Linked DNA regions of Homo sapiens: region 2 is linked to region 1. A link is a loop called in an ENCODE intact Hi-C map of the cell type or tissue named here. Cell type or tissue: heart left ventricle. All regions are shown on one strand. Each heading gives the region's core, and the rest is flanking DNA. Links, peaks and the distances in the headings are about the cores only. Region 1 has its middle 24 kb from the start of MRPS23. Region 2 has its middle 16 kb from the start of CCDC182.

Region 1 (16,486 bases), core at 5,144-13,143:
GCTGAGACTTCCTGGTCTCTATGTTCTGAGCTCAATTCTAGAATAGCCAAAAGGTGGGAGCCTGACTCGGGCTAAGTTAGTCATGCGTTCTGAGCCTTTGACCGTGCTGGGTGAGATGAGGGATGGCTGAGCAGGTTCAGTGAGCAACTTGGTCGAGGTCACCTTGGCTGGCAGAGGAAGGGCACCTGCCCTCCTGTGGAAAAGACGGGAAATGGCTTTCCTGTCACTCCTAGGGTAGCGCTCAATGTGGCAGGCGGGTCTCTGATTGGATGAGCCCGGCACTGAAGCAGTTTCTGTGGTGATGCTGAACCAGACAAGTGTTTATTGCTGCAGCACGAAAAAGAAAAGGTTGCTAGGGGAAGGCAGAGAAGGCAGGAAGTTAAGTGTTATGTTCCCTACAAAATGTTGCTACTGCCAGCCACCACCACCACCCTCCATCCATGCAGATTACAGACAGGGTTTTTGGGGAATACTAGCTGACAACGAAAATACATTTCAAGTATCATTTTACCCTCAATGAATGCTTTTCCTGGACTGCAACTGAAATAAATGTCAGTCACCGGACCTTCTAGCTCCTCAGTTCTTTTAATTAAAAGATAGTTCTAAGCAAGATCCAGTAGTGGTCTATTTATTATTTATCAAGCATTTTCCTTCCAGCAGTTAGTGAAAGGTCACTGGCTTCAACTGAGCTTTGTTTTTGGTGAGCAGCTTAGATGAAAAAGATATACAATCAATCTCTCCTGTTTGCTCATGGGCAGGACACTGTTTAATAGTCATTGTGGCATTTAGGATCGCAGGCCTCTGAAACATGCAGAAAAGTGCATGTGCATCCCTTGCTGCTGAACATTTCTCCAAAAGTAAACATCAGGTTGTGATTATGGTTAATAATGAGATATTGATTATTTGAAAATGTCACCGCCAGGGACTTGTCGGTTTCAGCACCACTAGATGGCGCTGGACTCTCATGCTGTTCAACTACAGTCATTTCGTTTCCTTGCCTCGGGGTACCTTGCCTTTCAAGGTTGAAGAGTGTCCTTGTAAAAATAATGTTGTGGCTGAAATTTAGGAAGCTGAGGTCCTGGGGTGCTACTGGGATGGGGTAGAGATGGGAGGGGACAGGCCACGGGACAAATGACAAAGGCCTGCCGGGGAAGCGGCACTGTTTGCACCATAATAGGAGCTGGAGAGGAAGGAGCTTACTGCGCTGAGCCCCTGGAGACTCTGCCCAGAGCAGTGTTTCCTAACCTTCTCCAGTCAATGACACATCTGCGAATTTGCTGTGGAGGACAGCGGGAGAGAGAACAGTGCAGGCAGGGAGGCAGAGCAGCGGAAAAAACCCAGGCCTTGGAGAACAGACCTGGGTTTGAAACCCTGATCTGTTGCTTTGTCTGGTGACATTAGGGGAGTTAGTGAACCGTCTGAACCTCAATTTCCTTATCTGTAAAACAAGGGTAACAACGTCTACCTCACTAAGTTGCTGTGAGGACTGAATGAGAACGTGAACAAAGTTCTTGGCGAGTACTCCGTCTTTGCTGTCAGTGCCTAGAAGGCTTTCAGCCACTGTCGATTCCCACTGGGTGGGGAGGAATTAACATGCGCTAGATTAACATTGAGAAGAAACGGTATTGTGTCCTCTTTCACCAGCCACTCGTCTAAACACAGCTTTCTCTATCCCCCACCCCCAGTAGTTACTCTGTCCTTTATCTCCTTCCAAACTTCTAGCACCAAGTAAATGAATCAAATTAAAAAACAACTACAACAACAACAACAAAGGAGGAAACTAGAGAACATCTTGGGAACTATCCGCTTTTGGAACTTATCCCATGCTGGTAGGTTTCACTGGAAAATGTGCATTTATTTAGTAACTTCTTGGATTGTGTATGCCTGTGGGCAAGCGTGTGTGTAGAAACCAACATTTTAAATGACACTCAATGACACTCATTCTGTTTCTTCTTTCCTGCTTCCTTTTTTTAAAAATAGGGACAAAGTCTCTCTCTGTCACTCAGGCTGGGGTGCAGTGGTGCAATCATAGCTCACTTCAGTCTCAACCTCCTGGGCTCAAGTGGTCCTCCTGCCTCAGCCTCCCAGGTAGCTAGGGCTACAGGTGCATGCCACTATGCCAAGCTAATTTTTTATTTTTAATTTTTTTGTAGAGATAGGGTCTCTATGCTATGTCGCTCAGGCTGGTCTCAAATTCCTGGCCTCAAGCGACTCTCCCGCCTTGGCCTCCCAAAGTGCTGGGATTATAGGCATGAGCCACCATGCCCGGCCCTTTTCTGCCTCCTTGCTGCCCCTCTACACTCCCCCCAACTGCCTTCCTTTCAGCACACTTTTCTGCTTTCTTTCTCCACCCTCTTTGCCCCAGATTATGGAGGAAAGCCAGAGGGTCACTACCTAGAGGCCCGGCCAGGGAAAATAGTTCCAACATCAGAGCCATTGTTTTGGGGACCTGGGGCTAGTCAGCAATTAGGAGTTTCTGAAACTCTTTCTGGAGCTTCTCCCTATGAAGGGCATGGGGAGGCAGTGGGTGCCAGGGCAGAAATGGTGGGCAGGGTGAGGATGAGGCCTAGAGGACCAGAAAGATCTATCCTTGACCTTCCTACCCTCCCACTTTATTTTACCCTGGTGGTCTGCCAGTGTATGGTGGGCCCCTCTGCCTTGAATTACCTGGGATGTGAGGCCAGAGGAGCACAGAGCTAAGGGTGCCACCCAGGTGGGTTACAGGGGAAGGGCTCTGACCTCTTTCCTCTCTAAGTCTCAGTCAAAAGGACTGGATTCAAATCCTGACGCTGGCACTCCTTTGTGGCCATGGCTTTAGAGAAATCACTTGACCATTTTGAGCCACATCCAGCCCCAGGAGAGAATCTGGAACCTAATAGATTTTTGGAAGTATATTTGTCAAGTGAACAAATGAATGATTTCCCTGTTTTTGACACGGGGAAAATAATATTAGCACCAAGTATGTTTTGGGGTGCAAAACCCGAATAAGATGCTGGCTATGCAGAACTTTGTAAACTCTCAAGCCTTCTACTGTTACGCGAAATAAAGATGCAGGAAAGAAGAACATGGCTGTGGGGCTGGTGGTGATGCTACTGGCCTTCAACCTGGAAGCAGTGTAGATTCCAAGACGATGGCCTCCGGAGAGGGAGTGTGGCAGGATGAGGGACAACTAGTGGAAAAGTTCAGCTTTCTAGTCTCTGCCTCCTAGAAAATTCTGCAGGAAATGCAGGATTGTTCTTCAAAGCCTCTCCTTTCCCAGGTGCTCAGTGGAAACCCTAGGCGTGCTCAGGGTTATTTCTGGAATATTCAGTGCATACGAGGAGGTCCTGAGCTTTATCATCAGCTCCTGCTGGCTCCCGCCCAGTGGGGCGAAATGGCCCTGCCCCTTCTCTGCAGCTCAGGTGACCTCCTCTGCCCTCCCGGAGCCCATTGCCTTCTCGGATCTGGCTTCCCGCTGAGAACCAGGCTGGTATAGATGTCACTTGGCTGGCTCCTCAAGGCTTCCAGCCCCCTTGAGTGTGACATCAGGGACAAGGGGGTGGCTTTGCCACTACTGCCAGCAGCCACAGGCTGACTCCCATAGCATGGGCAGGGGCTCCATTTTCAGATGGGAAAAGGGAAGGCTCAGTGCCCGGGATCCAGGTCACCTCAGTGAGTGTGCCTGAGCCACATCTGGTTTCTCTGCCTACCCACCCTCCAAGGGCCCCCAAGGTTAGAACAAGAGGTAGTGGGCTTAATCCCAGAAAAATTCCAATTTAAATATGAGAAGGTAAAGCTTGTCTTTGGTAGCTTTGCCCCATCCCCAACTTTCCTATGTGAGAGAAGAGAAAAGGGCTGTGGGAGATGGGCCAGCTAAGGAGGAGGATCTGGCAACCCAAGCTCCAGGCAGACAGAAGGCACCAGAATGTCCCACAGTCCTGTAGCATTCTGGCCAGGCCCCTCCTGGCTTATTGGGCAACCTAACCTCTGATACTTGGGAGTGTTTATTTCTTCCCTTTTGATTGTTGAAATGGGCCTAGACTGGCTTTTTTTTTTTATTTAAATTTTTATTTATTTATTTTTGAGACGGAGTTTCGATCTTGTCACCCAGCCTGGAGTATACTGGCACGATCTCCAGTCACTGCAAACTCCGCCTCCTGGGTTCAAGTGATTCTCTAGTCTCAGCCTCCCCAGTAGTTGGGATTACAGGTGCCTGCCACCACGCCTGGCTAATTTTTGTATTTTTAGTAGAGATGGGGTTTCACCATGTTGGTCAGGCTGGTCTTGAACTCCAGACCTCAGGTGATCCGCCAGCCTCGGTCTCCCAAAGTGCTGGGATTACAGGCATGAGCCACTGCCCTCGGCCTTTTTTTTTTTTTTTTGAGATGGAGTCTTGCTCTGTAGCCCAGGCTGGAGTGCAGTGGCGTGATTTTGGCTCACTGCAACCTCCGCCTCCTGGGTTCAAGTGATTCTCCTGCCTCAGCCTCCTGAGTAGCTGGGACTACAGGCATGTGCCACCACACCCAGATAATTTTTGTATTTTTAGTAGAGACGGGGTTTCACCATGTTGGCCAGGCTGGTCTCGAACTCCTGACCTCAAGTGATCCACCGTCCTCGGCCTCCAAAAGTGCTGGGATTACAGGCATAAGCCACTGCGCCTGGCCATAGACTGGCTTCTTAAAAGAACCAGTTTAAACACCTGTAAGTCTAAGAAGGTCAAATTTAGGAAAATCTCATCTGCAGGACTGAGGTCCCCTGAGCCACTGGCCACTTGTAATTAATATTAATGAGCTCTAGATGACAGATGTTTATTGCTCGACTGACACATGCTTTGCCAACCCCCAAAGGAGTGGCTGTAAGATCTAAAGGACTTGAATATACTTTAATTTTATGTTGAAGAGAATAAAACTTTCCGGGTATAGTCAGGGGTTTTTTACGATGAGAACCCATCGACCCATAGGCAATGTCTGCCTTAAGAAAAAAAGAACTGAGTGTACCCCGGTTCTTTATTGACATTTAAAAATAGCTCCTTTTGTCCAAAAATGAGGCAGACATGAGACAGTAGATAGGACACTGGGTAAGGCTCCTGGAGACCCCAGCCTGGCCCCAGCTCATCCATTTGTTGGCTGTATGACTTTGGTAAGTCTTCAAACCTTTTTAGCCATTTGTAAGATGAGGGGGTTGAGCTACAAGATCCCTGAAGTCCTGTTCTTTGGGTCCATGGGTCCAAGCGGAGCTCCAAGAAGAGCAGAATCAGCATCTTCCAAGATTTATTAAATACTTCTTTAAAATCTTTTCAGGCTGGGCACAGTGGCTCATGCCTGTAATCCCAACACTTAGGGATACCAAGGTAGGCAGATCACTTGAGGCCAGGTGTTCGGAACTAGCCTGGGCATTATAGTGAGACCCCCATCTCTACAAAAAATTTTTTAAAAATTAGCCAGGTATGCGTGGTAGTGTGTGCCTGTAGTCCCAGCTACTCCAGAGGCTGAAGTGGGAGGATCCCCTGAGCCCAGGAGTTCGAGGTTTCACTGAAACCTCGATTTATGATCATGCCACCGCACCCCAGGCTGACTGACAGAGCGAGACCCTGTCTCAAACACAACAAAACAAAACAAAACAAACCCACATTTTAAATTTGATTATGGAAGCATTCATAAAAGTAGAGAGAATTGGCTGGGTGTAGTGGCTCATGCCTGTAATCCCAGCATTTTGGGAGGCCGAGGCAGGTGGACTGCCTGAGCTCAGGAGTTGGAAACCAGCCTGGGCAATATGGTGAAACCCTGTCTCTACTAAAATACAAAAAGTTAGCCAGCCATGGCAGCGTGCACCTGTAATCCCAGCTACTCGGGAGGCTGAGACAGGAGAATTGCTTGAACCTGGGAGGTGGAGGTTGCAGTGAGCCGAGATCGCGCCTCTGCACTCCAGCCTGGGCGACAGAGCAAGACTCCATCTCAAAAAAAAAAAAAAAAAAAAAGAATCATATAAAGATCCTCCATATGTTTATCATGTAGACTAAACCATTATTAATATTTTGCTGTTTTTGCTCATCTATATTTTTTCTGAAGTGTTTTTTTTTGTTTTGTTTTTTGTTTGTTTTTTTGAGGCAGGGTTTTGCTCTGTCACTCAGGTGGGAGGGCAAGTGGTGCAATCATGGCTCATTGCAGCCTCAACCTCCTGGGCTCAAGGGATCTGCCCGCCTCATTTTCTGAGTTTTTGTAGAGACAGGATCTCACCATGTTGTTCAGGCCGGTCTCGAACTCCTGGGCTTAAGCAATCCCTCCACTTTGGCCTCCCAAAGTGCTGGGATTACAGGCATGAGCGACAGCTTCCAGCTTTTCTGAGGCATTTTAAAGCAAGTTCCCACAAAACCTCTCTCACCCAAGGCTTCAGCCTGCTTCTCTGGAAAATAAGACCCTTTCTTATATCAATACAATACCATTATCAAACCCAACAACATGGCATTTAACAGCCAGTTTTTGAAGATTTCCTCGTACTCAGTCCATTTTCAAATTTCCCCACAATTTTCTGAACAGGCTCTCCACCCCTCCGACCCCAGGCCTGTTCTTGGGGCCAACTAGTTTTAACCATTTCTGTTTTTAGTGCGTCTGGTGGGTACCTTTACATCTCTAAATAATCAGCTTGCTTTTTTTTTTTTTTTTTTTGAGACAGAGTTTCACTCTTGTTGCCCAGGCTGGAGTGCAACGGCGGGATCCCTGCTCATCGAAACCTCCGCCTCTTGGGTTCAAGCGATTCTCCTGCCTCAGCCTCTTGAGCATCTGGGATTACAGGCATGTGCCACCAGGCCCGGCTAATTTTGTATATTTAGCAGAGACAGGGTTTCTCCATGTTGGTCAGGCTGGTCTCTAACTCCCATCCTCAGGTGATCCGCCCGCCTCGGCCTCCCAAAGTGCTGGAGTACAGGTGTGAGCCACGGTGCCTAGCTGGCTCCCGCCTTTGTAAGATGAAGGTAAGAGCCAATGGTTTCAACAGACAGCTGGATGGACTCAGGGTCCAAGAAGTCTGAGTGATCATGAGAAGAACTAAACAGAGGGTGAATGCTTTCAGATCCCAGGACTGTAGGATATCTTTATGGCTTGTCTGCAGCTATGGGTCCCAGGCCCCTGAGCAGGAATCTGAAGGAGGGTCCTTCCCAGAGTTAAGGCTGTGTCAGTCCCCAGGCTACTGTGGTCAAGTCGGCCTGCTTCCCTCTTGCTCATGAAGGTCTGTTCTCTCTGGAAATGTCCCAGAAGCTGGCAATAAAGACAGTTCCCTTTATAGAGCAGCTGCTTCTTTTTTAAAATTTAATTATTTTTAATTTTTTCTTTTGGAAACAGGGTCTCGCTATGTCACCCAGGCTGGAGTGCAGTGGCATGATCAAAGCTCACGGTAGCCTCTACTTCCCAGGCTCAAGCGATCCTCCTGCCTCAGCCTCCTGAATAGCTGGGACTACAGGTGTATGAGACCCTGTCTCATTTTTCAATTTTTTTGTACAGATGGGGTCTTTCTTTGTTGCCCAGCCTGGTCTTGAACTCCTGGGGTCAAGCGATCCTCCTTCCTGACCTCCCAAAGTGCTGGGATTACAGGTGTGAGCCACCTCGCCCAGCTGAGCTGCTGCTTCTGAAGCCTGCTTTGACATTAAGCTGTTACAATGCATTGAGGGATGCTAGGAAATGGTTGTATGAGGCATACTTTTGTTTTTTTCTGTGGGAATGTTACTGACCATTTTTTCCTCTATGAAGACCCGTGGGATAAATATCTTTCACGTTTTAGCTTAAGGAATAAAAAACTGTGCTGCTTTTGAACAACTTGGGTGGTTTGCTTCTGCGGTCTTGGCAAATTTGGTGTCTTAGTTTCCCTCTTAGCTTTGGCTGTGGGGAAATTCAGAGCTTAATTTACAGTTACATGCAGCTCTGGAGTAGGAGATGGCATTATTTTTGATTATTATGAAATATTTCAGGCATTCAAAAATTACAGAGACTCTACAACAAATATCTACTTACCCATCACCCAGGTTAAGACATGAGCTTCTTGTATCCATTCCTGATCCCTTTCTTCTTTGTCCCTACTCTCGTGGTGGATATTTTCCTGGACTTGGTGTTTATCTTCCCTACTTAAAAAATAATAATTTTTTCTACAAACGTATGTATCTATAATAAACATACAGTATTGTTTTACACATTTAAAAATATTATAAAAGTGGCTTTATACTGCATGTATCCCTCTGTAATTTGATCTTTTTACTCAAGAGTTTTCTTTTGAAACTCACCTGTTTTGCCACATGTAACTCTAGTTAATTCATTTTCACTGCTGTACAATATTCTATTCTAAGACTAGATGTATGAATATGTAGGCTTTAAGAGTATGGCTCTGGGGCCAGGCTGCCTTGGTTCAAACCCCAACCCTGCCACTTACTAGTTCTGTGACCTTGGGCAAGTGACTTAACCTCCTCTTCTCGTCTCTGTTTCTTCATCTGTAAAATGGGGCTAATGATACCACCTATCTAATAGAGGCGAAAATAAATGACTTAATAGGTGAAAAGCATTGAAAATATTCCTGGTATATAGTGTAAGACTTGGTCTCATAAGCACTAATGGAACATTCTTTTAAGAAATGCCATATCACTAATGTCCTTCATGGAACAGAACAGGAAGGTATGTAGAAAAGCACAGACATCAAAGACACTGAGTCTGAAAGGGATTCAGACATGTCAGACTGAACAGGAAGATGTTTAAGACCACATTAATAAACTTAATTCACCTGTAGCTTCTATTTTTATGTATGTAGTAGAATAAAAACACTATGCAAATAAATTAAAAAGAGTTATTTTCATAATTAAAAAAATAAACATTAGAAGGATTTTTGGCTGGGCATGGTGTCTCACGCCTGTAATCCCAGCACTTTGGGAGGCCAAGGCGGGTGGATCACCTGAGGTCAGGAGTTTGAGACCAGCCTGGCCAACATGGTAAAACCCCGTCTCTACTAAAAATACAAAAATTAGCCGGGCGTGGTGGTGGATGCCTGTAATCCCAGCTACGCGGGAGGCTGAGGCAGAAGAATCGCTTGAACCCAGGAGGCAGAGGTTGTGGTGAGCTGAGATCACGCCATTGCACTCCAGCCTGGGCAACAAGAGCAAAACTCCGTCTCAAAATAAATAAATAAATAAAAATAAAAATAAATAAATAAAAACAACAACAACAACAACAAAATGATTAGCCTGGTGTGGTGATGGACACCTGTAGTCTCAGCTACTTGGGAAGATCCCTTGAACTGCAGTGAGCTATGATTGTGTCACTGCAGTAAAGACTGGGTGACAGAGCTGAGACCCTGTCTCAAAAACAAAAAGTGATTTTTTAAAAAGAGAGTTGGCTATTATTGTTATATATTTATTTTCCTCTTGGAGGTTTCAGTTGTTTCCAGTTTTTTTTTTTTTTTGCTGTCTCTAGGATGTTGCAGGGAACATTATTATCCCTGTTTCTTTGTACATGTGTGCAAGGAAGAATCCCTCTGAGCCAGGGCATACAATTAGGAGTGAAATTGCTGGGCGGTAGGGCTCATCTTTCGCTTTTTGGGTGATGCCAAGTTGCACTCCAGAGTGGTTGCACTGACTTGCTCCCACTGGAGGGAATGGGTGTGCCCGTGACCCCACTCTTACTGATTCTTGGCATTCTTTTTGTACATTACTTTTGCTTAAACTTTATTTAATCTTTCTCCCTCTTTTCGCAGATGTTCCCATTTCTTTATATTCATCCTATTATGTATTTCCGTAAGCACCTTTTTTTTTTTTTTTTTTTTTTTTTTTTTGAGATGGAGTCTTGCTCTGTCGCCAGGCTGGAGTACAGTGGCGTGATATCAGCTCACTGCAATCTCTGACTCCCAGGTTCAAGCGATTCTCCTGCCTCAGCCTCCCGAGTAGCTCGGATTACAGGCATGCACCACCATGCCCAGCTAATTTTTGTATTTTTAGAAGAGACAGGGTTTTACCATGTTGGCCAGGATGGTCTGGATCTCTTGACCTTGTGATTCGCCCACCTCAGCCTCCCAAAGTGCTGGGATTACAGGCTCATCGCACCCAGCCCCATGAGCACCTTTTTATCCACTCTCCCCTTTTTTCTTTTGAATGAAGCAGCATTTAAATACATAAAAATTAGACAGCGTCTGCCAGAATAAAGAACACAATCTATAGGGGCAGCCTGCTACCTTAGGCCTGGACCTAAAGGCTTCCTGGCACTCAGCATTGTGAAGGTAGCTATTAGAAGAGGCTAACATTTGCTGAGTGTTTATTACATGATAAGTGCTCTACAAGCATTACCTTACTCAATCTCACAGCAACTCCATGAAATAGGACTGTTATTCCAGGAATTTTGATTCAAACAAGGCAGAATGATGCCAGAGTCTATGCTTTTAACCATAGGTCTTCCTACAGGGCTGCCATGTGGGGTGACTCAGGCCGCACGTTGCACAATTCCAGGGGGCACCATTTGCGCAGACTACAATGAGAATGGCATCCCCTGGGGTGTGTGTTGCAGTGGTCCCGGCCTTCTACTAAGTAAGAGCTTAAAATGCTTAGAAATGACAGGCTTAGAAGAGTAAGCCCTACTACACACGGAGGGGCCTTTCTCCTCTGGATTTATGGTGCTTTCTTAAGGTCATGGTTCTTCATGTTTTAAAAGCCTATTGGCATGAGAGCCCTCCCACCTATATAAACATTTGTTTAGAGAGGAGAGCCCAGCGTGGGTCCTGCGCTCTGACACCAGCCGTGTAAGGGCACAGACTCGGCTGCTGTTCGTGGCTTTCTCCCTTGGCCACTGCAGACTTATTGAGCAATATATTACAAGTGTGCCTCACTCTGATGATGTGTTATGGATAAATCATTAAGGAGGCAGCTCACCGCGGTGATGTATTGGTGTAATAGATCATCAGAGTGAAGTCTTCTACCGACATACGGGCTGGCTCAAAGGGTGGTGTCATTCAGGGAAGAATTAGCCCAGCAGCAGATCTGGCTTAATTACAGGATAAAAGGTTTGTGAATGATAGGCTGAAGTCTGCAGCACCAGCATTTTGATTCTTGATGTAAAAATATAATTGGGCTTCCTGAGAGAATTTTTGATTATTTCCAAACAGTCTTCCGCTTTATCATAACAGCACAACTTGCCACGTGGTTGCAGGGGAATCTTTTATTGGGGGGGTATCTCCAGGCCCTTTCGCCATCTGAATTATTTTCCTCCTTTCAATTTGTAGGTCACAGAATGAGTTAAGGGAGATAAAATTCAGGAGGCCTGCCTTTCGGGCCTTCAGAATAATGTCTTTAGCAACTGGACCATTGGAATCCAGTGATTTATTCAAATCATCATTAACTAAGGCAGTGGTTTCCAACTACTGAACTAGGACTGTGAGCATGTGCAGGGGAGAGGGGATGGTCTGGTGAGTATGTGTCTTAGGCCATCAGCACCTTGGGGATAATAATAATAATAATGTTTGCCCAACACTTAACAGACGTTGTTGTGCTAAACATTGAGCTAAAGGCTTTGCTTGTATCATTCAATTTCATTCAATCCACATGACGACATTGTGAGACAGGTATTATGATCTTTTTTTTTGAGACAGAGTCTCTCTGTCACCCAGGCTGGAGTGCAGTGGTACGATTTCGGCTCACTGCAACCTCTGCCTCCCAGGTTCAATTGATTCTCTTGCCTCAGCCTCCCGAGTAGCTCGGATTATAGGTGCCTGCCACCATGGCAGTGGCACGATTTCAGCTCACTGCAACCTCTGCCTCCCAGGTTCAAGCGATTCTCCTGCCTCAGCCTCCTGAGTAGCTGGGATTACAGGTGCCTGCCATCACGCCCGGCTCATTTTTGTATTTATTATTTTTAGTAGAGACAGGGTTTCACCATGTTGGCCAGGCTGGTCTCGAAGTCCTGACCTCAGGTGATCTACCCACCTTGGCCTCCCAAAGTGCTGGGATTACAGGTGTGAGCCACCGCGCCCGGCCTATGATTTTCATTATTCCCATTTTCCGGATGAGAAAACCAGCCAAGAGCTGGCCTTATTGGCCAAGGTTGTAGAACTGCTCAGTAGCAGAGCCGGTGCACCTGAGGCTGTGGGTGATTCTTATGCACTTCCCTTCCCACCCCCAATGCCCCCCTTCCTTTGAAGACCCTAAACCCATGCTTCTGGAACTACAGGCCTCAGTAAGCAGAAAGATGTGTTTGTTGAAAAATCGATTATTTTGTTTTAAGACACATAAATCAACTTTAGGTCTTTCTTAACACCTATTAGTAGGGCCCACCGTTTGGCCTGAGTTGGTTATTTCTTGAGAAGCTTACAGGATGAGACCTCCTAGCAATGGTAGGCTAAACTATGTGGACCAACTCTCCCACTGGAGACAAATAACAACGTAAACTATTTTTTGGAAATCTTCAGCAGTATGAAATTGCTGACAAGATAGTAAGAAATGACTAGGTCAACAGGGAAGAGAGAATAGGAACCAGAGAGGTGAAGGAGCACCAAAGCTCTTTTTGCCCTGCAGGTATTTGCTGATCCTCTGTGGGGAACTTCCACGGATGGGCTGCAGCCTGGCTGGAAGAGAGTGCAGAAATGGAAGCCAGGAGCCAGCCAAGGAGAGGCGGCCCTCCTATAGTACACTGGGACTTCCCAGGGTATATCCTGAGGGGGAGGGTGGCTAGAAGTGGAGCAGCCCTCCTGCAGAATCATAACTCAGGTTCCAATTATTCAGATTGTCCAGGTCCAGGAAATCTCAGGCCTTGGATTTGGCTTAAGGTGGTCCCAGACTGGTATGATCCCAACACATTACAGAAGCAGATCATCTCTGGGTATATCTACACCCAGAGGCCTCATATTATTCCTATACCTAATTTTTAAAGTGCTGGAATATGGTCAAAGATAACCAGGTACACAAGGAAACTAGATAGAATAGAAGCAGATCTATAAAGATGTAAGCTGTTGAGATTATCGAACTACAGACAATATGTGACTTTTCTTGCTTATTATGTTTAAATAAATAAAAGATAAGTTTGAAGATATCTTCAGAGAACAAAAAACAATTTTAAAATTTATTATAGGACAAATATGTCACTAACAATCTTGTTCTTACCTCCCACTCTGTCTCCCCAAAGCATAATAAAATTCTGGATGGCAAAATTTATTTATTTATTTTTATTTTTATTTTTGAGACGGAATCTCACTCTGTCATCCAGGCTGGAGTGCTGTGGCATGATCTAGGCTCACTGCAATCTCCGTCTCCTGGGTTCAAGTGATTCTCCTACCTCAGCCTCCCAAGTAGCTGGGATTACAGGTGCCCACTACCACACCCAGCTAATTTTTGTATTTTTAATAGAGACGGGGTTTTACCATGTTGGCCGGGCTGGTCTCGAACTCCTGACCTCAAATGATCCCCCCATCTTGGCTTCCAAAGTGCTGTGATTACAGGCGCAAGCCCCCGTGCCCAGACTGGACAGCAAAATTTAATATGAAAATCTCACTTGGCTCAGTATCAGGCAAACTACAGAAGACATTGTCCTGTCCTCTGTACATTTATTTTTTAACAAAGAAGGTCAAACATAGAACTTCCTTTTGGCTTTTACTTGTGACTCTTTAAAAAATTATAATTTAAGGCTGTGTGCAGTGTCTCATGCCTGTAATCCCAGCACTTTGGGAGGCCAAGGGGGGTGGAGCACTTGAGGTCAGGAGTTTGAGACCAGCCTAGGCAACATGGCGAAACCCCGTCTCTACTAAAAATACAAAAAATTAGCTGGGCATGGTGGCTGGCGCCTGTAATCCCAGCTACTTGGGAAGTTGAGGCAGGAGAATCGCTTGAACCTGGGAGGTGGAGGTTGCAGTGAGCCACGATCACACCACTGCACTCCAGCCTGGGTGACAAAGTTAGACTCCATCTCAAAAAAATAAAAAAAAATTAGAATTTGAATTTTATTATTAACGTGGAAGTAAGAAATGCCTTTAAATAAATTGACTAAAAAATCTTGAGAAATTTCAATAGACAATATACCATACTCCCATTCCCCCAAAAGTGGGGAGGAAGTACAACCTGAAATTTTTAAATCATTGTAGAAAATATTCAATTTGATATGTAAGTGTGGAAGTATGAAACGTAAGTGGCTGTGATGTTATGATGTATAGATGACATGGCCAAAAATACTTAGGATATTGGAGTATAACATCATAGTTTAAAAACACGGCTCTACATCAGACACACCAGGTTGGGGTCCAGCTCTGACACATTTTGGAATCTTGGGCAAGTTATTTAACTTCTGAGAGCTTCAGTTTGGTTATCTGCAATATGGGGATAATAAGAGCATTTCCCCTGCTTCTCATGGTTGTAAGGAGTCAAAAGAGATTCTGGATGTTAAGAATTCGGCATTCTGCCAATGTGAAACTTGCGACAGTGACTTTAGCTTCTTGGAGCCGCATTACCGCATCCAGATGAAAGTGGCATTTGCATTTTGCTTGCACTTCAAATCCAGGAAGGTTTTATGTAAAGAGAGTGATTACCTATGTGTAACTAGTCAGAAAAACTCTCTTACCATAAAAAGTTGATGAAATTTTGTTCCTGAGGACTGACCCAGGGCCGCTCAACTTGGACATTGACAGTGAGCCTTTTGATAAAGAAGGCACTTACTCTGGCCTCTAAAATCAAGGCCATCTCTTTGTGAAGGGTAGAAATCCAGGTGAGATAAGATTGATAATCCTGCATTACAGAATTTATTAAAGATGTCCAGATTAAAAAATTAGGTTGTCTGTCAATCAATCAGTCTGTTTTCTACATTTTTCTCTGTCATATACAAAAAATATTCCTGTATAACACTGAATTCCCTGTGGACCTCATCAATGCTAATAGCCCTTCCTCTTTCATTCAGAAGGACAAGCTTAGTCATGTTTCCTAGCAGAGGTCCCTGGGTTTGTCCAGTCTTGCTGAAGCCTTCACTATTACTATGGAAAGTTTTTTCAGTTATTTGGTTTCAAGTGGGGAAGGACGGCACATGAATGGACGTGACCATTGAAGTGTGGTATAGGCTGCATTCTTTTTCTTTTGGGTAATTTCCTTTAATCCCAGTGAGAGGGAACAGGTTGGAAACAACCAACCTGAAGACCAGTCAAAGGCTCAACTGTTGATTGGCAGATCACTGTGTAACTGTTTGGGTCCCTTGAGTCAGGGGACTGAGTCAGTATCATTTGTGTTTCCCAGTATCTCAGCCTGAGATTGGGAGATGTCTGAGGTTGGGCTCCCTGGAAACAGACTCTGAGATAGAGAGCTGCACGCAGAACATTAATTAGGAGTGTTCTTGGGAGATGTACTTGTAAGGGGGCAAGGGAGGCAGGACGGGGCAGAGGGAGTAGCTGCCCCACAATGTGCTGGCCATGGAGACCTCAGTTAATTCTACAGGGAACTCTGGAGCTGGGATGGCCCTCCAGAGCTGTCCTACTGTGAGAGAGCTGGGCCTTTGCATCCCCCATCAGCCAGTCATTGACTAAGGCTCTCCCCCAGGAGGGGATGTGCCTTGGGTCATGCATTTCCCAATGAGGGATGAACCTCTGAGCCATTAGCAGCCCCTATTCTCAGTAGCTAGGGGATGGGTGTGTGGGCCCTGAAAAGGGATCTGGGTGGGCAGTGTCTGTGACAGATGACCCTTCAAGTGGCTCAGAGTCACTTGTTTCTTGTAGTAAGTTTGCCCCATCTCTGATGGCTTATTTATGATTGTAGTGAGTTTTGCTTCCTGGGGAAACTGACAAGAGAAGGGTTAATGGGACAGACACAGACTCTGATGCTGCATTTGATCTCAAGGTTCTACCTGGTACTCCTTATGCCCCTTCTCCACCACCTGTACCAGAGTCTTCCTGCCCTTGGCTGGCATCTCTGCTGGTCTAAGAGACTTGTTGGGTGGGATGACCTGGACCCTCATTCCTGAGGGTTCTGACCACATGGATACCATGCTCTTTTCAAGACCTGGTTGTTGTACTTGCCCATTATCATTAAAATGGGTATGGAACACCAAGAAATGCCCCAGTGGATTATCCAAATGCCAAACGTATTCCTCCCTGCCTCCACCGACTGGCAGCAGCCCCAGCTCACACTGCCACACTGAGCTGACCCTTCTATGAACTGAACTTGGCCTTTTGCTTCTGCTGTCAGCTGGCCGTAAGGAAGCCCTCATGCAGCTATAGGTGATTGCTGAGGGCCAGGGCCCAGGGAAATATTGACACATGACATGGGAGCCTGGGCTACCTGCCCATGCAGCTTCCGGGTGCCGATCCTAAATGTACCGCTTCCATCGAACGACTGATTGCTACTGGGCTTGCCTGCCCTCGTGACTCTGTGGATCTGACAGATCCAGTTCATGATGGGGAGCTACAGTTGTCTGGTTACTTGGTGTCACTTGGTCAGAAGCCTCATCTCTACCAGGATCCAGTAGCATTCTGGGAGCTACTTTTCTTTTTCTTTTTCTTTTCTTTCTTTCTTTTTTTTTTTTTT
Region 2 (16,486 bases), core at 4,116-12,115, 64 kb after region 1:
AATTTTTGACAACTTGATCAAGTCTATTACGATTCCCAAAGCTTTGAGGCTTAAGTAGCAAGAAACCCCAAACTTTCCAGAGATATTTACTGCTCTCGATTCAGAACTTTTTCTTGCTTTTGACTCAGATTATTCAGAGAACAGAGTGGGGGTGGGTTAGGAAAGAGAGAGATCAATGTAAGTGTTGAGGCTGATGGCTAATGGCCTTTAGATTGCAAAGATTGGGTAAACAGATTTAGCACACTGATTCAACATATTAATTGTTTGTTAACCTTTGCATAACCTTTAGGAAGCCTCTGAATGTGTGGATTTAAAACCCAAAGTACACTCAAGGTATTCCCACAGCACAACCCACTTTTACAAGGTGTTAAAACTCATTAATTTTCTGTTGAAGCTGGGCAGGAAAGGGGGGTTTGGGGGAACAGAGCATACTAAATAGAGAACTAATCAAGCAAATTAATGTATGCAGAAGGCTCTCTCCCAGGCTTGCAGAAATATCCATTTGTTACCTATATAAACTATAATTACACAAAATGCAAGTGATGGCGAGGTAGAGTGTGATTTAAGGGTTGAGAAAGCAAACATCATAACAATAGCGTAATCCTAATAGCCATCATCCCTCTAATAATGTTGGCCCTTGGCTAACGTCCTCGTTTAGGGATCTCCGAGCATGTTAGCCACATTAATTAATCCTCTCGCTGTATGGCTGTGAGGGTTGCTCAGAGCCATTACCCCCTCACACCTCAGGCGAGAGAGAGGACATCAGAGCTGGGAAGCTGGGAAGAGGTTGTGGAATCCCATTCCCCACCCCACTCTCCTTCCCCTGTGCTCAAGCAAGCTCCAAGCTGAAAGCCAGCTCTAGACTGGCAGGTCATGGCTTTGGTTCTATGATGCTTGAACAAGAAGAATGGATAGCCCATGGTGTCCATTTAGTAACTGAACCATACAAACAAATACTCTTCTGGTAGGGAGAAACCCTTAGAGGCCGTCTGGTCCACCTCAACGTCTGAAAGCTTTAAACTTCCTCCAAAGACCATTGTCTACCCTGTCCTTCAAGTACTGGAGAAACAGATTGCTGATTCTTTGGGTCTCCTGGGCTTCTCTGTTGTGATGCCTGGGACTGATGTTCTCTCTTTCAGTTAAGACCCATGGACTGCAACCCCAGCTGAATTAAGGCTGTAAGTTCTCCCCCAAAGGAAGAGAGTCATTTTAACACTTTACACCGTCTCACACCAGTCTCTCCAAAGCTAATGGCTATAGAATTAGCGATCATCAGATTATTTTTACTGAAGACGGGCCTTTGGAGTCTCCCCCAACTGATCTAGCCCCAGAATATGAGCGAACTTGCTCTGTAAATTGTCTCTGCAATCTTCCCTAATTGGCCATTCATCTTGATGTCAATCCACTTTTTGGAATGAACCGAACAAGGGCTTGGGCCTCTTTTCCTGTGCGGACATGCTGAGCAGTCCCCGAAGTCCCTTCCCTGCAGCGGCGTTCCCTGTCAATCCCTTTCTTTCTTGCCCTGGGGCCCTGTCTCTTCCTTTCTTCTCCTCTGTCCACTACCTTCTCCGATCAGTTGCATAAAACCAAGCTCAGCCACTCTAGCTGTGTGACTTTGAGAATATTTCTCAGCCGCTTTCTGCCTCAGTTTCATCTCCTGCAAAACAAAATGTTTGGACAAGATGACTTCCCAGGTTGTTTCCAGGACACAGAGTAAGAGGTGAGATAATGCTTGCATCCCTGCCCCACCGGCGGTGGGGGGCGCTGTAGAAATGAGAACCCTGCTCTCCCCTGTACAAGGGTGGTAGGAAGAGGTGGGGCTTCTGACCCCTTATACAGTCCTCAAAAGATGCAGCTGCTCTTTAGGCCTCCCGAACCTGGGGTGGGTCAGCCCAGCCAGGCATCTGGCAAACCTCCCCACCCACAGCCTCTCTTTCCCTTCTTTCCATCAAGTGGACCCTCTCCCCTCACACATCTGACCCTCACCACTCTGTGCTTTCTCTGCTGTCTTGGCTTTTGAGCTGCTCAGCCCACACCTAGGTTTTCAGGAGGATGACTTGGACCAACAGAAGTGATGGGAAGACATCAGCTTCTTAAAGTTCTGCCTTACCTCTTGGTTAGAAGCACAAACAAACAGCAACGACAAAAGCCAAAACAAAACACACACACACACACACACACACACACACACACACACACACACGAGAGAGAGAGAGAGAGAGAGAAGAAAAGAGAAAGTAAAAAGAATCCCACCTTTCAAACTTACCAGAAATGTCTTCAACCTAGTCATGGAACAAGCCCTAGAGTGGGAACCCTGAAGCTGGGTTGTAGCTGTGGGGCCCTGGCAGAGCACTAGGCCTCCCTTCTTTCTGTTTCTCAGTGAGATGAGTGGAAAGGCTGCCTCCTGCTCCAGCATCAGATGAGATGTGCAGGGAACTGTGGACTGCCTGTGTGTAGCGGCACAAGTGCACATCGAGCCCTCCACTGTGTGGAGCGCTGTTTCCCCCAACACACCCAGTCACCCTGTGAGGTTGGCAACAGGGTTGGCACCATTAGCTCCTCCATTTTGTAGCTGAGAAACTGAAGCTCAGAGAGTAACTTTCCCTAAGTCACATGCTAGTAAGTGCCTGGCAGAGGTTTGTACCAAGGCTCACTCATGCCTAATCGTGATGAGGTGGTCATCTCCTAAATGTCATTACAGTTTGCATTGCTGTCTCAAGCTTGCACTGTTTGCTTTGGGTTGGGGTAAAGAAAGACTCATGCTGTAGGGTGGTGCCTAGAAACAGGAAGAGCAGCAAACACAGCAGTATCCTTCTTGGCAAAGCTCCCTGGACTCACAGAGCTGGGTCCTCTGGCTGAAGAAGAATCTCCTTGTTAGAGTTTGGGGGCTGCCCCTGCCCAATGAGGTGGCCAGGCCTTCTCTGGGGCTCACACAGCCTCAACCCTCATGGAATTGTTTCTCCTGCCCCACCCCTCCTGAGTTTTTTCTGTCCTGGCTGTGGCCGCAGCTCTTGGTTGACTCATTCCCATCAATTTCTAAAGCTCAGTTCTGTCCTATCCCACCCAGTACCTAGCCTGGCCCCCTGCTGCTAGCTGTCTTTACAAGTGTGCCTTGTACCTACCAAATCTTGAATTTCTTTCCTGTGCCTCCCAGTTTGCACCCACCCAACCTGGCCCCAACACACATGCACCCTGGCATTGCAGCCAGACATCTGAAGGAAACTGACTTGGCTAGGAACCTAGAGCTGCAGCACTAGCTGTTAGCTAGCGAGCACTTGCAATGTGCCTGGTTCTTGTTGAGATGTGCTGGAAGAATGAAACACACAGCAGAGTTTTGAAGACTTATTATAAAACACAAAGATGGAAAATCTCTCTCTCTCTCTCTCTCTCAATAGCATCTCACTTGGTTGCCCAGGCTCTAGTGCAGTGGGTGCCATCGTAGCTCACTGTAACCTCAAACTTCTGGGCTCAATTGATCCTTCAGCCTTAGCCTGCAAAGTAGCTGGGACTATAGGAGCACACCACCACGTTGGCTAATTTTATTTTATTTTTTACATTTTTGTTTCTTTTTTTCCTTTTTTTTTCCACACTGGCTAATGTAAAAAAAAATTTCTTTTTAAGAGACAAGATCTCGCTATGTTGCCCAGGCTGGTCTTGAACTCCCAGCCTCAAGCATGAGCCACAGTACCCAGCCTATATTTTAAAATATAGATTATATGTTAAATAGTATTTTAGATATATTAAATAAATATAATGTTACAATTTATTTTACCTGTCTCATTTTCTTTTTTAATATGGCTATGCCATGAGTTTAAATCACATATATGGTTCTTTTTATATGTCTCTTGGACAGCACTGATCTAGAAACTCAAAATCAGATTCTGCCTGGGCCACTCACTTGCTAGGCATCTCTAGAAGAACTCTCACCTTTTCTGGGTTCAGTTTCCTCAGAATAAAATAGATACCCAAAGGGCTGCCATGCACATCTCTTCCAGCTCACTCTGAGCGGCCCTTCTGAGAGGGCAGCCAGGGACACACCCGGCTTTCTTAGGGGTGAATCTCTTTTCTTTCTCTTTTTCTAGTTTTCACTTAATCCTTTAACATGTATTTAATAAGCACAAACGATGTGAGTCAACTCCTTCTGCTTTCTCAGTTGATAGCCCTGGTGATCACTTTTCTAACCTAACAAACATTCTTTTGGGGACAGGAAGTCATTCTGAATGAGAGCAAATCCCGTTGATGGCCAAGGGCCCTAGAAGCCCCAACCAGGCGGACAGCTTTTGGAAAAAGATGCATCCTGTGCTTTCATCATTACCTAAGGGTGATGGGACCCCTCATCTGACATTGGTCTGCGGGCCCAGAATTCAAACTTCTGTCTCTGTTATCTGAATTCACAAGGCAGGGAGGTAATGAGAATCCACCAAGACCTGTTGGGCCAAGAGACAAAGAGGAAGTTACACTAGTCAGCAAGTTCCTTTGTGTCCTTAGTTTACAGATCATCCCAGGACCTTGGATATTTTTGAGATGTTTGTTCATTGGGTAATTTGGGGTCCTCTCTTGCTTTCTCTCCTTCCTTTCCCACTCCTGAGAGACACTTAGAGTCACTCGGTCTATAATACATCAACTGGTGCTATTTATTGAGCACTGAGGGTATATCAGGCACTGAGCTTTTCTATGCATATCTCATCTAAATCTTTCAACAACCCTGTGGGGTAAATACTATTACTACCTCTGGCCGGCTGGATGCGGTGGCTCATGCCTGTAATCCCAGCACTTTGGGAGGCCGAGGCGGGCAGATCATGAGGTCAGGAGATCGAGACCATCCTGGCTAACACGGTGAAACCCCGTCTTTACTAAAAATACAAAAAAAAATTAGCCGGGCTTGGTGGTGGACACCTGTAGTCCCTGCTACTCAGGAGGCTGAGGCAGGAGAATGGCGTGAACCCGGGAGGTGGAGCTTGCAGTGAGCCGAGATTGCACCACTGCACCCAGCCTGGGTGACAAAGCTAGACTCCGTCTCAAAACAAACAAACAAACAAACAAACAAACAAACAAACAATTACTACCTCTGGCCTACAGTTGGGGAAACCAAAGCTCAGAGACACACAACAAAGGTCTATTACGAACCATGCTGCCATGAAACACAAGCTCAGAGGACTTTGCCTGAAATCATAACCAAGAGAGAGATGAAGCCAGGACTCATGGCCTGATCAGACTTCAAAGTTCATGCTTAAAACACTTTGATGTTTTTTGAATGTGTATTTTAATTTTTAAATTATGAATCATGCACATGCTCTGTCTGTCTGTCTGTCTGCCTCTCTTGTTGCCCAGGCTGGAGTGCAGTGGTGCGATCTCGGCTCACTGCAACGTCCACCTCTCTGTTTCAGGCAATTCTCCTGCCTCAGCCACCCGAGTAGCTGGGATTACAGGTACACGCCACCACGCTGGACTAATTTTTGTATTTTTAGTAGAGATGGAGTTTTACCATGTTGGCCAGGCTGGTCTCGACCTCCTGACCTCAAGTGATCTGTTGAGGTCACTCTGTTTCCCAGGCTGGAGTGCAGTGGCGTGATCTTGGCTCACTGCATCCTCCACCTTCCAGGTTCAAGCCATCCTCCCACCTCAACCTCCCAAGCAGCTGGGACTAAAGGTGCACATCACCATGCCTGGTTAATTTTTTTATTTTTTGTAGAGACAAGATTTCACCATGTTGCCCAGGCTGGCCTCGAACTCCTGGGCTCAAGCAATCCACCCACCTCAGCCTTTCAAAGTGCTGGGATTACAGGCAAGAGCCACTGCACCTGGCCATTTACATTTTAATCACTATTGATACATTGTTTTTGGAAAAGCCTTTACTCCTTCTCCTCTACCATTATCTGAGAGTGCCTGTTTCCCTACATCCTCACCAGAACTATGCATCTTCTGGCTTTATAATTTTTGTCTAAGAGGCTCTTTGTAATATCCACTAACCCTCCTGCCCCATTTCCCTGCCTCAGAACCCCTAACCCATCATGCCTTAGGTTTTGTGCTATACAGCCATAGTGACCACACCATAGTCCTAGTGTGGGGTCATCCCCTGGGTGACAATTTGTCCCCTATGGTGACATCTGGAGACATCACTAGCATCCGCTGTTTAATATTTATTGGGAACCTGCTGTGTGCTGGGCCTACACAGCAACAAAGACCTTTGGGAAGAAAACATGCAGTGATCTGAAAGGCAGAGATTACTTAATAAAAAGCGACAGCCCCATCAGAGGCCACAGGGGGACCACTGTTTCCCTGGGCTTCTGTGTGCTCCTGGTGAAGCAGGTGGGGGTGTGTTCCCCTCTGAGAAGCCACATTAATACGGCAGCTGGTCTCCTACAGGACGTCTGTGCAATTCGATGGAGCTCATCACTTTTCGGTCTATGAGCAATTAAATTGCACCAGGAAGCCCTGTATCTTTATATCATCCCCTAATGACTTGGGGTGGGGAGAAGAGTGTGGACACAAAGAGCCCACACCCGTGGGTAATTGGCAAAGTTATCACCTTTCTTCCGAGGCCAAATGTCCAGTGTATTTCCAATTCCTCTACCCCTGCCAAGACCAGAAAACAACTGGCTTTGTCCCTGGCATGCACCTCTGGAATTAAATGTCATTTGCAAAGCCCATAATTGCTCAAAGAGACAGCCACTTCTTTTTGTCTTTCTCAGACTCTGATACCTTTAACCCGGCCCACTCCCGCTCCCTGCTCCGCTGACTTTTGTTTCCCTGAGTCCCATCCCAGAGCCTGTCAGATTACATTTTTTATTTTATTGAGACAAAAAGCCATCTGGAGCTCCTGGTCTCCACTGTCAGTGGGCTGCCGTTCCCGGGGTCTCTTGCCAGGCTCCTGATTAGGAGTCGCCCCCCCCAGCCCTCAGTCTTTATGTTTCACCCCTCGCTCTGCCCCTCCTCGGCTGTGCTGCCTTTGTCCCCCTGCTGCTCTCGCCCTATCACTGGGCTGCAGCGTACCTTGTCGTGGCAGAACAATGCAGGCTGTCAGCTCTTATTAAGTGCATGGGGTGGGGGAAAGCGCCACAATTTCAGGTGGCTGAAAGCTTACAAATTCTTCATTTGGTTCTACGAGCCCCGAGTTTCTCTCCTGGTTGCCAATAATACTTATTTTAGGCTGCAGCTATTCTTCTTTTCTTTTCTTCTTGCCCCTTAAACCTAAACCTAAATAGCCCTTTAGGTGAGAGCCTTTGTAAGGTCATCGAAGCCAAGGACACAGCCCTGGAAGTGGGTGGGAGACAAACTTGTCCCTCCTTAGCTCCAACAGCCCAGCAGGGAGCAGATCAGTGGATGCCGGTGTAGGGGGGCTGGGGGTGGAGTGGTGGTAAGAAGAAAGAGAGGCCACTGCCCCTCCCCTGCAGGCTGGGCAGGGTACTAGGAATTCCACTTGTGGTTTTGTATTTGTGTGCATGCGTGCATGTGTCGGCATTGCAGGGTTAAACCCCAGGCCCACGTGACCTCTGGAGTCCCAACGTGCAGAGAAAGGGCCCCTGGTGGAAAGCATAAGCCCCTGCCTATCGTGTGTCTTTTCCAAGCAGAAGGGGAGTTTTGCCCTAAGATGGGATGAGGTGCAGGCGTGGCTGCTGGAATTCTCTTGTGGGAGCGCTGAAGGAATCAATGTGTTTGGGGAAACTGTGTGACCAGCAGGTAAGAGAGTGGGTGTCACTCGTACATAGCTCCCACTCTGCTCGGTGGGAGCCATGTGGCCTTTGGGCAACAAGTGTAACTTCTCAGTATTTTCAGCTATGACAGTAATCATATCTACCTCATAGGGCTGATAGGAAGCTTGGATGCAACACAGGGTTTAAAGCTTCAAGCATTGGCCAGGCGCAGTGGCTCACGCCTATAATGCCAGCACTTTGGGAGGCCAAGGAGGGTGGATCACCTGAGGTCAGGAGTTTAAGACCAGCCTGACCAACATGGCGAAACCTCGTCTCTACTAAAAATACAAAAATTAGCCGGGCGTGATGGCGTGCACCTGTAATCCCAGCTACTCAGGAGGCTGAGGCAGGAGAATTGCTTAAACCCGGGAAGCAGAGTTTGTGGTAAGCCCAGATTGTGACACTGCACTCCAGCCTGAGCAACAGAGACTCCATCTCAAAAAAAAAAAAAAAAAAAAAAAAGCTTCAAGCATCATGCTTAGCTCAGAGTGAATGCTCAGTGAATGTTGGCTGTCATAGTTAGCTCTAGTTCAGGCTTCAGACTCCAGACCCCCTACTCTCTCAGTTTTTATTTGGCAGTGGTATCATTCATCTTTGAACTCCCAAGGTAGACAGTCACCCACCCTTGGGGAACTTCCCGAGAGCTGAAGGATGGGCCAGAGGTCTCCTGCACGGGATGTGCCTTCTCAATATCCTCTCAGGGCCAGTACCTCACCCCACATTGGTGCTCAGGGAGATACCTCACAATTCTTCCCCTCTCGGATTGCTTCAGGATAGTGAAAGGTTGCAGAAAGGTCAGTAAATCAAAAATAGTGTGTTTAAACTGAAACTCAGCCAGGGCTCTAACTTCAGATTCCACATCATCTCCAAAGAGGGAGCAGACTCTTATTTAAATAACTCAACAATTGGTCTTTAGATCAGAAGCCTAAACAGAAGCATAAAGAATGATGCGTTCATTGTTCTCCCCTCTCATTTGACATTAACCTAAATTTGGCTTTGAGCCGATTCATCCCAGCAGTCAGCAAGGGGCGCCGTACAAGAGTCCCTCAGTGAATGCCCATCCACAGATGAACACTCGCCTCATCTTTCTAGAGGGGATGCGGTGGGGTGGGAGGGATCTCGCATTTCCTGAGCACAGACATTTTCTGTTTAATTCTCACAAAGTCTATGAAGTAGGTTTTATTACCCCCATTTCCCACACAAATAAATGGTGATCCAGAGAGTTTAAGAAACTAGCCTAAGGCCTTAGAGCCAAGTAAGGAGTCAGGATCTGTCCCAAATCTATCTATCACCAAATCCAGGCTTTTCACGCCATGCCAGCACCTCCAGTGGCCTTTAATTAATCTCCTAATAAAGGCAGACATGATACCTGTCAAGGTTTGTCAACAGTTAACATGTTCAAGTGTTCAATTTTCACAAATAATCAACTGGTTTGACCTTAATTTATCAAGCCAGTATGGAAAGACATACAGCATCTTTCCCAAAACATCGAAATTGCTTTGAGGCTCAGCTTTTCGCTAATGATCACAAACTACCTTGGGGAACAATCATTTTTGAAAATGAAGCTGGTCACACACTTGCAGTGGACAAATACAGCCCTGAGTCATCTCACAAATCTTTCTTTAATGAGCATAGCAGTGGACGTTATGCAGTGTTGGCTATGCTGACGTTGCTGGAATATTTGGGAGTCTGAAGGCTTGTATGGCTTTGCTTTTAAATATATTTATAGTAGAAACTTTCCTTATTTCCAATGGTGTTATAGCAGGAAAACAAAATGGTTGGCATACGGCTAAGCAAATGGTTAAAAGTGAAACCATCGCCTGTAATTCCAGCACTTTGGAAGGCTGAGGCGGGCAGATTGTCTGAGCTCAGGAGTTCGAGACCACCCTGGGCAACATGGTGAAACCCCATCTCTACTAAAATACAAAAAAATTAGCCAGGGGTGGTGGCACAACTGTAGTCCAAGCAACTCGGAAGGCTGAGGCACGAGAATCGCTTGAGCTTGGGAGGCAGAGGTTGTGTGCAGTGAGCCAAGATCATGCCACTGCACTCCATCTTGGGCTACAGAGTGAGACTCTGTCTCAAAAAAAAAAAAAAAAAAGTGAACTACCTATGTAGGAATGCAGAGATTTTCACGTGTGCCTGCTACAGAAATTAAACTATTTTCCATCTTTGGACCCCAGCACTTTTTTTTCCCTTCTCTTAGATAATCAAACTAGGAATGGTTTCTAAGGTTCCTCCCAGACTCAGTTTCCTATAATGTTGTGTCTCAATACCAGGCACCTTTGAAGATGGTATAAAACATGATTATATTATATAACAACAATTTATAGAACACTTGCTCTGGGACAGGCTCTGTTTTATGCTACTTTTATTTATTTTTATGTATTATTATTTTTTTAGAGATGGGTCTTGCTCTGTTGTCCAGGCTACAGTATAGTGGCACAATCACAGCTCACTCGTTCTATGCTAGTTTTAATCTTCACAACAATCTTCTGAGGTAGATATTATTATCCCCATTTCTGAAATAAGAAAACTAAAGCTCAGAGAAGTTGAGTAACTTGTCTGAAGTCACACAGTTAGTAAGTGGCAGAGAGTGGATTTGAAAAGGTAGTTTGGCTCCCCAGCTCCAGTGTTTGACTATGGCCAAGTGGGTAACACACCTCCACAGAGCTGGCAGCCCACAGCATAACTGGAGGGCCACAGAGCAGCACTCCCTGTCCCCCTGCCCCGGCTGCTATAGCACCCACACAGAGAAGCACCCAGGGCTAGTTTTTTAGGTAGAAAAATTAAATGCCTATGATATCAAAGGTACAGCAATAATCACTTGGGCCTTGTCCAATTTGGTCTCTTCTCTGCTTTCACAGTGAAGGTGTGAAATCAAGGCTTTTCTCTTCATTCTTACCCTTTTATTGCCCTCCAATGAGCTTATCTATTAATACTAATTGGTCACATATGTGTTTCTGTATTCAGATCTGGAGCATAGAGCGCTGGGCTGGGAGTCTAAACCAGACTCTTACACTGGCCCTGCCAGATGTGTGATCTTTGCAGTTACCAGCCTCTCTGGGCCTCCTGGTCCTTACTGGCACTGAGGCAGGTGGATTCCAACAAGCACCAATCCCAGGCCTGGGGCCAAACTGGACCTGCCTGTGGGTTTTATTTAGTATGTTCAGTGATTAAAAAAAAATTGAATATGTTGCCAACGATTAAAATACGGAGTTTTTTTGTTTTTTTTGAGATGGAGTCTCACTCTGTCGCCCAGGCTGGAGTGCAATGGCACAATCTCATCTCACTGCAACCTTCGCCTCCCGGGTTCAAGCCGTTCTCCTGCCTCAGCCTCCTGAGTAGCTGGGATTACAGGCACCCGCAACCACGCCCAGCTAATTTTTTTTGTATTTTTAGTAGAGATGGGGTTTCACTATGTTGGCCAGGCTGGTCTTGAACTCCTGACCTCATGATCCACCCACCTCGGCTTCCCAAGGTGCTGGGATTACAGGTGTGAGCCACCGTGCCCAGCCTAAAATACAGAGTATTAACATACAAACCTGAGTCTCCGGAATCTCATGAAACCGGAAAGATCTGGGGGATTGGAGCTCCCCTTCCCACAGTGCGGTGAGAGGGAATGGTCATTGCACCCCTGTAGGCAGGCTCGTGCGGAGCACTCTCTTGCTGGAGTCCTCACCACTCCCAGTGGGTTTCCCACAGCCTGCTTCCCTGGTTTACATTCTTTCCTGGGCCCTTGAGGCATCTCCATTTGTAGCCCCGTGAGTCCACGTTCTCCAAGGCCCTGCTCCCATCTAAGTTGACTTAGGTGTTTCATGTGCTCCCCGTGGTCTCTACGCTTCAAAGGGATTAGAAGTGTCCCCTTCACTTATGACCCCCACAGGGCCTCTATAGGTGGTCCCAGTACCTGCTGGGTGACTGAGTCTGTCACACAATTGGGAGACCCGGAGGGCTGAGGTCTTTGCGCTGCTCTGCCCTGGTGTTTTCGTTCTGTTCTGTTTTGTTGTTGCTGCTGCTGTTGACACTGGCGGGTAGAGAGTTAGGAGGAAGCTTGGAAGGTCGGTCTCTCATGCCTTTGCAGCCCCAGGTCCCCACTGGACTCCACTCTGGAAGAGGGACGGGCGCACAGGGAATGGACACATCCCCATTGTGTGGAACCCCAGAACCCACATTTCTGCCTGTTCCTTTTTACAAAGCTCCTGCTTTTCAGAGATTAATTGTTGTCAAATGCAACTTATTTTCTAATCCTTTCAGGACCCATTTAAAACCTTCTGCTTTATTTTACCTTTTTTGATAAAGTCACTGAGGGTTTTTTTTTTTTGGATTTGCCAGTGATTGTCCAGTTTGACAAACTGGATTCTTAAAGCTGATTCTTTGAAGAAAAGGATGCAGTGTGACAAGACAATAAACAGCTCATCCTCAAATCAGGAGGATATATAAAAAAAATAAAAGCAACCCCAATCTCCAGCTTTCCTGTGACTCAAAGGGTGTCTCAGTTGTCACTGATAATCTAATCTTTCTATGATAGGTGAGGAACAGGACAATGGCGACCCAGCCAGGCTGTGGGTGTGACAGGCCTCTGATTAATAGGACTGTCCAATAAGCCCCCAGCCCCCAGGAAGAAGATTAATGACATTTGATGTGAACTCTGACCTCCCGCGGCAAGAGCAGAGGGAGAAAAGGGAGCCGCTCAGACAGAATGGTGCATCCTGCAGCCGTTGATTGATTCCTGAAGGCTTTGTTACCTGGAGGTGGTGTGTCTCGGGAGGGGGCCTGAGCATCTTGTTGCCTGCTCATGGGCTTTGACTGGAACCCCAGCCTAGCAGGATTTTACAGTTTACACCTCTCCCAAAGACCAGCCTTTTAACTGCTCCCCGGAACACTGTGTCTGAAAAGTAACAACCTCCAGAGCCTTGGCCAACCCCTGCTGACCTGTCATCTTCAACCTATGGGATCACTTTGACCCCTCCCCAACCCCAGTGCTAGGAATCAAATGAAGGAGGCTTTAAAAGCCAGGCTCCGCTCGGTGCTGTTGGCTCACGCCTGTAATCCCAGCACTTTGGGAGGCTGAGGCGGGCGGATCACCTGAGGTCAGGAGTTCGAGACCAGCCTGACCAACATGACGAAACCCCATCTCTACTAAAAATACAAAATTAGCCAGGCGTGGTGGCACATGCCTGTAATCCCAGCTACTCAGGAGGCTGAGGCAGGAGAATTGCTTGAATCCAGGAGGCGAAGGTTGCGGTGAGCTGAGATTGCACCATTGCACTCCAGCCTGGGCAACAAGAGTGAAATTCTGTCTCAAAAAAAAAAAGAGAAAAGAAAAATAAAGCCAGGCTCAAAAGTCTTCCTTGGGGCTTTTTACCTCATTCTATGGGTTGACAGGGTCTAGGATCGGGGGAAGTGACTGGCTTTATGGCAAAAAAGTGTTTCTGTAGCTGGCAGGAAGCAGCTGAGATGCTCCCAGCACAGAAACCAGAGGTAAAAGGGCATGAGGTGGGCATCTACCTGGCTACCAGAGGACATTCAGGGGGTGGGAGGAGACAAGGAGACAGCCTGCTTGCCTCCCATGGCTTGGTTGAAAAACCAAAGTCAGGCTCGGCAGTGGTTGGGTCTTTTTGCCTTGCTCTCAGGCTGACTCTCCAAATTGCCTCCCCTTAACAGCATGACCATCACATAGCCTTAAATGGTTTTTCCTGCTTAGTGGCCTTTTCTGACTTTACTGCGTATCTCAACTATTGTACGAGCGGGACCATTTGGCATCTAGGCCTTGGTTATAATAATGACCAAATGATGATGGCCAAGAAAAGTATGAATCATGAGTTAGCTCGACCACTGAAGTGTGTGGGCCAGTGACCACCCAAGAGCTGGAAGTGTGTCTGCCTGTGAGTGTGAGCAAGACCTGAGCACCAGGGGGCCCTGCTCCTGGAAGCAGCCTTACTTGTTGGTAGACTGTAAACAAGGGTGGCTGGAGGGGCCCTCTGAGAGGTGCGCCCAAGACAAGACCCATGGCAGTGGGAGTCAGAGATCCACAGACCCCCTGACTAGAGAGGCAAGGCGGAACTTTGGTACAGCCCTCACTTTCTGATAACACACTTCAAAACCATTGAAAGCTGAATTTGGTTTTCAGAACCTTAGCTGACGGACAGCACTCTCAGCTACCCAGGGGCACTGCAGGCCAGTGGGTCCTTGTTGGCAGTCTTGCCAGCTTGCATCACACAGCAGAAGTGGGTCGTGTTTGAATATTTTATGGCATTTGGCTTTATCTGATACATTTGAGTGGGAGATGGACAAAATAAAGCTGCTGTAATAGGACTCATCAACCTAATTTCACCCGGACAAAGGTGAGCCTTGGCAGGCATGCCTGGGCTGGTGGCTCTTGACTTCAAAACATGATGCACATAAAGTCCCTGTGTCTGGCACATAGAAAATGCTTTAAGGGTGAGAATTCATATATTTTTAAAAAATAAATGATTATTCACAATGTGATGCTCATTGGATGATCCTTTGACAGTGTGCTCAGTTGTAAAGAGGAAGATTCAGGAGCACATGTGAAATACTGAAAATTATTTTTGAGGAAATATTCCAAAGAAGAGGTGTAATTAGGGATTTTATAATTTCCTTTTTTTTTTTTTTTTTTTTTGAGATGGAGTTTTGTTCTTGTTGCCCAGGCAGGAGTGCAATGGCGCGATCTTGGCTCACCGCAACCTCCGCCTCCCGGGTTCAAGCAATTCTCCTGCCTCGGCCTCCCGAGTAGCTGGGATTATAGGCATGTGCCACCACACCTGGCTAATTTTTTGTATTTTTAGTAGAGACGGGGTTTCTCCATATTGGTCAGGCTGGTCTCGAACTCCTGACCTCAGGTGATGTGCCCGCCTTGGCCTCCCAAAGTTTTGGGATTACAGGCATGAGCAGCCACTGAGTCCGGCCTGTAACTTCCTTTTTTAGTGAACTGAGAATGGATTCCCCTTGCCACATGGAGTCTATTTTTCAGTTTTTGCCTTTAGACTACTACCGGGGTTTGGAGTAACTCATTATGTTGAGAAGTAGGGGACTGCCTGGAGTATAAAAGGCCAGCCAAGGCAAGGCTTCCCTAGGAAGGAAGAGAAGTTGCTGCCTGGGCCTCCCCTCTTCTCCTCCCAGGCTGGCTGCCATGTAATGCAAAGTCTGATGAGTTGAGTATTGGTGAAGGGTATAAACACTCACCCAGGGTTACTGGGCCAGGGGCATTGCCATGCACTCTCCTTAACTGCTAGGTTGACCAAGTTTACCTCCTGCCCTGGCCAGGCCTGACTGCAAAGAACTGCCTCCCTGCCCTGTCACTACATGCTGTTAAATAACACAGGCCAGGAAATCTGGTCAAAGCATCCAACTAATGCAAGATTAACTGGGGAAAGGCCTGAGGAGGAAGGAGAAAAATCACAGAAGGTGAGAAGACATCCTGCTTTATTTCCCAAGCAATATAAAGAAACAACTGAGACCTGGGTTAAGATGAAAAGTTCCATCCAGAAGTTTCTCAGATCTGATACTACTCAGAGAGTCTCAGGTATTGATTAGCTCGATTCTTCAAATTTAGCAATTGTCAGAATCATCTGGAGGGCTTGTTAAAACACAGACTGACGGGCCCCAGAAACTCCCAGAGTTTCTAATTCAGAAGGTCTGGGGGGGCCTGAGAATGTGCATTTCCAGCAAGTTCCCAGGGGATGCTGATGCTGCTGGTCTGAGGACCACATTTTGAGAATCACTGGATTAGCTAGCTCAATGGAGGGCATCAGAATGATTTCGGGGATCTTATTAAAAATGTTGATTTCTAGGCCTTTTGTAATAATCATGATGTGTTTGGCAGAAAATTAACAGAATATCAGACAACAGTTGTTTGATCAAGAAAGACATTTAATCACATATCAATTATATTGGAGGTAGGTAATTTCAGGTTTGGTATAGAGTATCAATGATATTATTATTAAACAGTGGAGGCTCTTTTTATTCTAGTTGTTCGTCCTTAGCACAGCTGAATTTTCATCCTTAGGTTTTCCTCAGGATTGCAAAATGGCTGCCACAGTTCCAACCATCATGTTATCACACAACTGCATCCAAGGCAGAAGAAAGAGCAGGCATCTCTCCTTCTCCCTCCCTCTCAGTCCCACTTCTAAACTTCAGGGACAATATTTTTTCATAAGTTTTCTTTTAACAACTTCTCGGCCAGAAGTGAATCACAGGCCTACCTTAAGTAAACCAATAGCAACAGGGAATGGAATTACTGAATGCACCTAGGTTTACCACCTGGGTCTGGGTGAAGGCTCAACTTCCTTAAACATGTTACTGCATCATCAAAATTGGGAATCTATAATTCAAGGAAGAAAGGAATGCCACTGGGCAAGGATGGACAGCATCTGCCCTAGCTAGGGTGACCAACCTGTTCAGTTTTCCTGGGACTGTCCCAGTTTTAAAATGGAAAGTCTCATATCTGGGAAACCATGTTGGTTCTGGGTAAATCAAGATGGTTGATCGGCTAGGTGCAGTGGCTCATGCCTGTAATCCCAGCACTTTGGGAGGCCAAGGCATAAGGATTGTTTGAGCCCAGGAGTTCGAGACCAGCCTAGGTAATATAGTGAGACCTGGCCTATTAAAAAAAAAAAGATGGTTGATCACCCTAATTTCAGTCTCCCAAGGCCTTCTGAATTAGAATCTCTTTGGAGTGGGACTCAGAACTTAAAAATGATATTTTAACACTCTCCCAAGATGATTCTAATGTATGTCAAAGTTTAAGACACAGTGGGCTTAAGTTA

The links. Peaks named below come from ENCODE experiments on the same cell type or tissue, not always from the same donor. Only the 100,000 strongest peaks of a DNase experiment are listed, where the experiment ranks them.
Region 2: a loop joins it to region 1, with 2.0 times the contacts of the local background. A loop is called at or near these places in 4 of 110 quality-filtered maps.

Annotation. Positions count from the first base shown.
Region 1 is chr17:57,817,985-57,834,470 of GRCh38, reverse strand. No RefSeq gene overlaps it. Among named protein-coding and RNA genes, the nearest start is that of MRPS23, 24 kb to the left of the region's middle. RefSeq lists enhancers at 28-528, 697-1,207, 1,208-1,719. In heart left ventricle, for the core only: no CTCF peak of the experiment used is centred there; no DNase peak of the experiment used is centred there.
Region 2 is chr17:57,753,041-57,769,526 of GRCh38, reverse strand. No RefSeq gene overlaps it. Among named protein-coding and RNA genes, the nearest start is that of CCDC182, 16 kb to the right of the region's middle. RefSeq lists enhancers at 6,689-7,308, 7,309-7,929. In heart left ventricle, for the core only: no CTCF peak of the experiment used is centred there; a DNase peak (open chromatin) is centred at 7,509.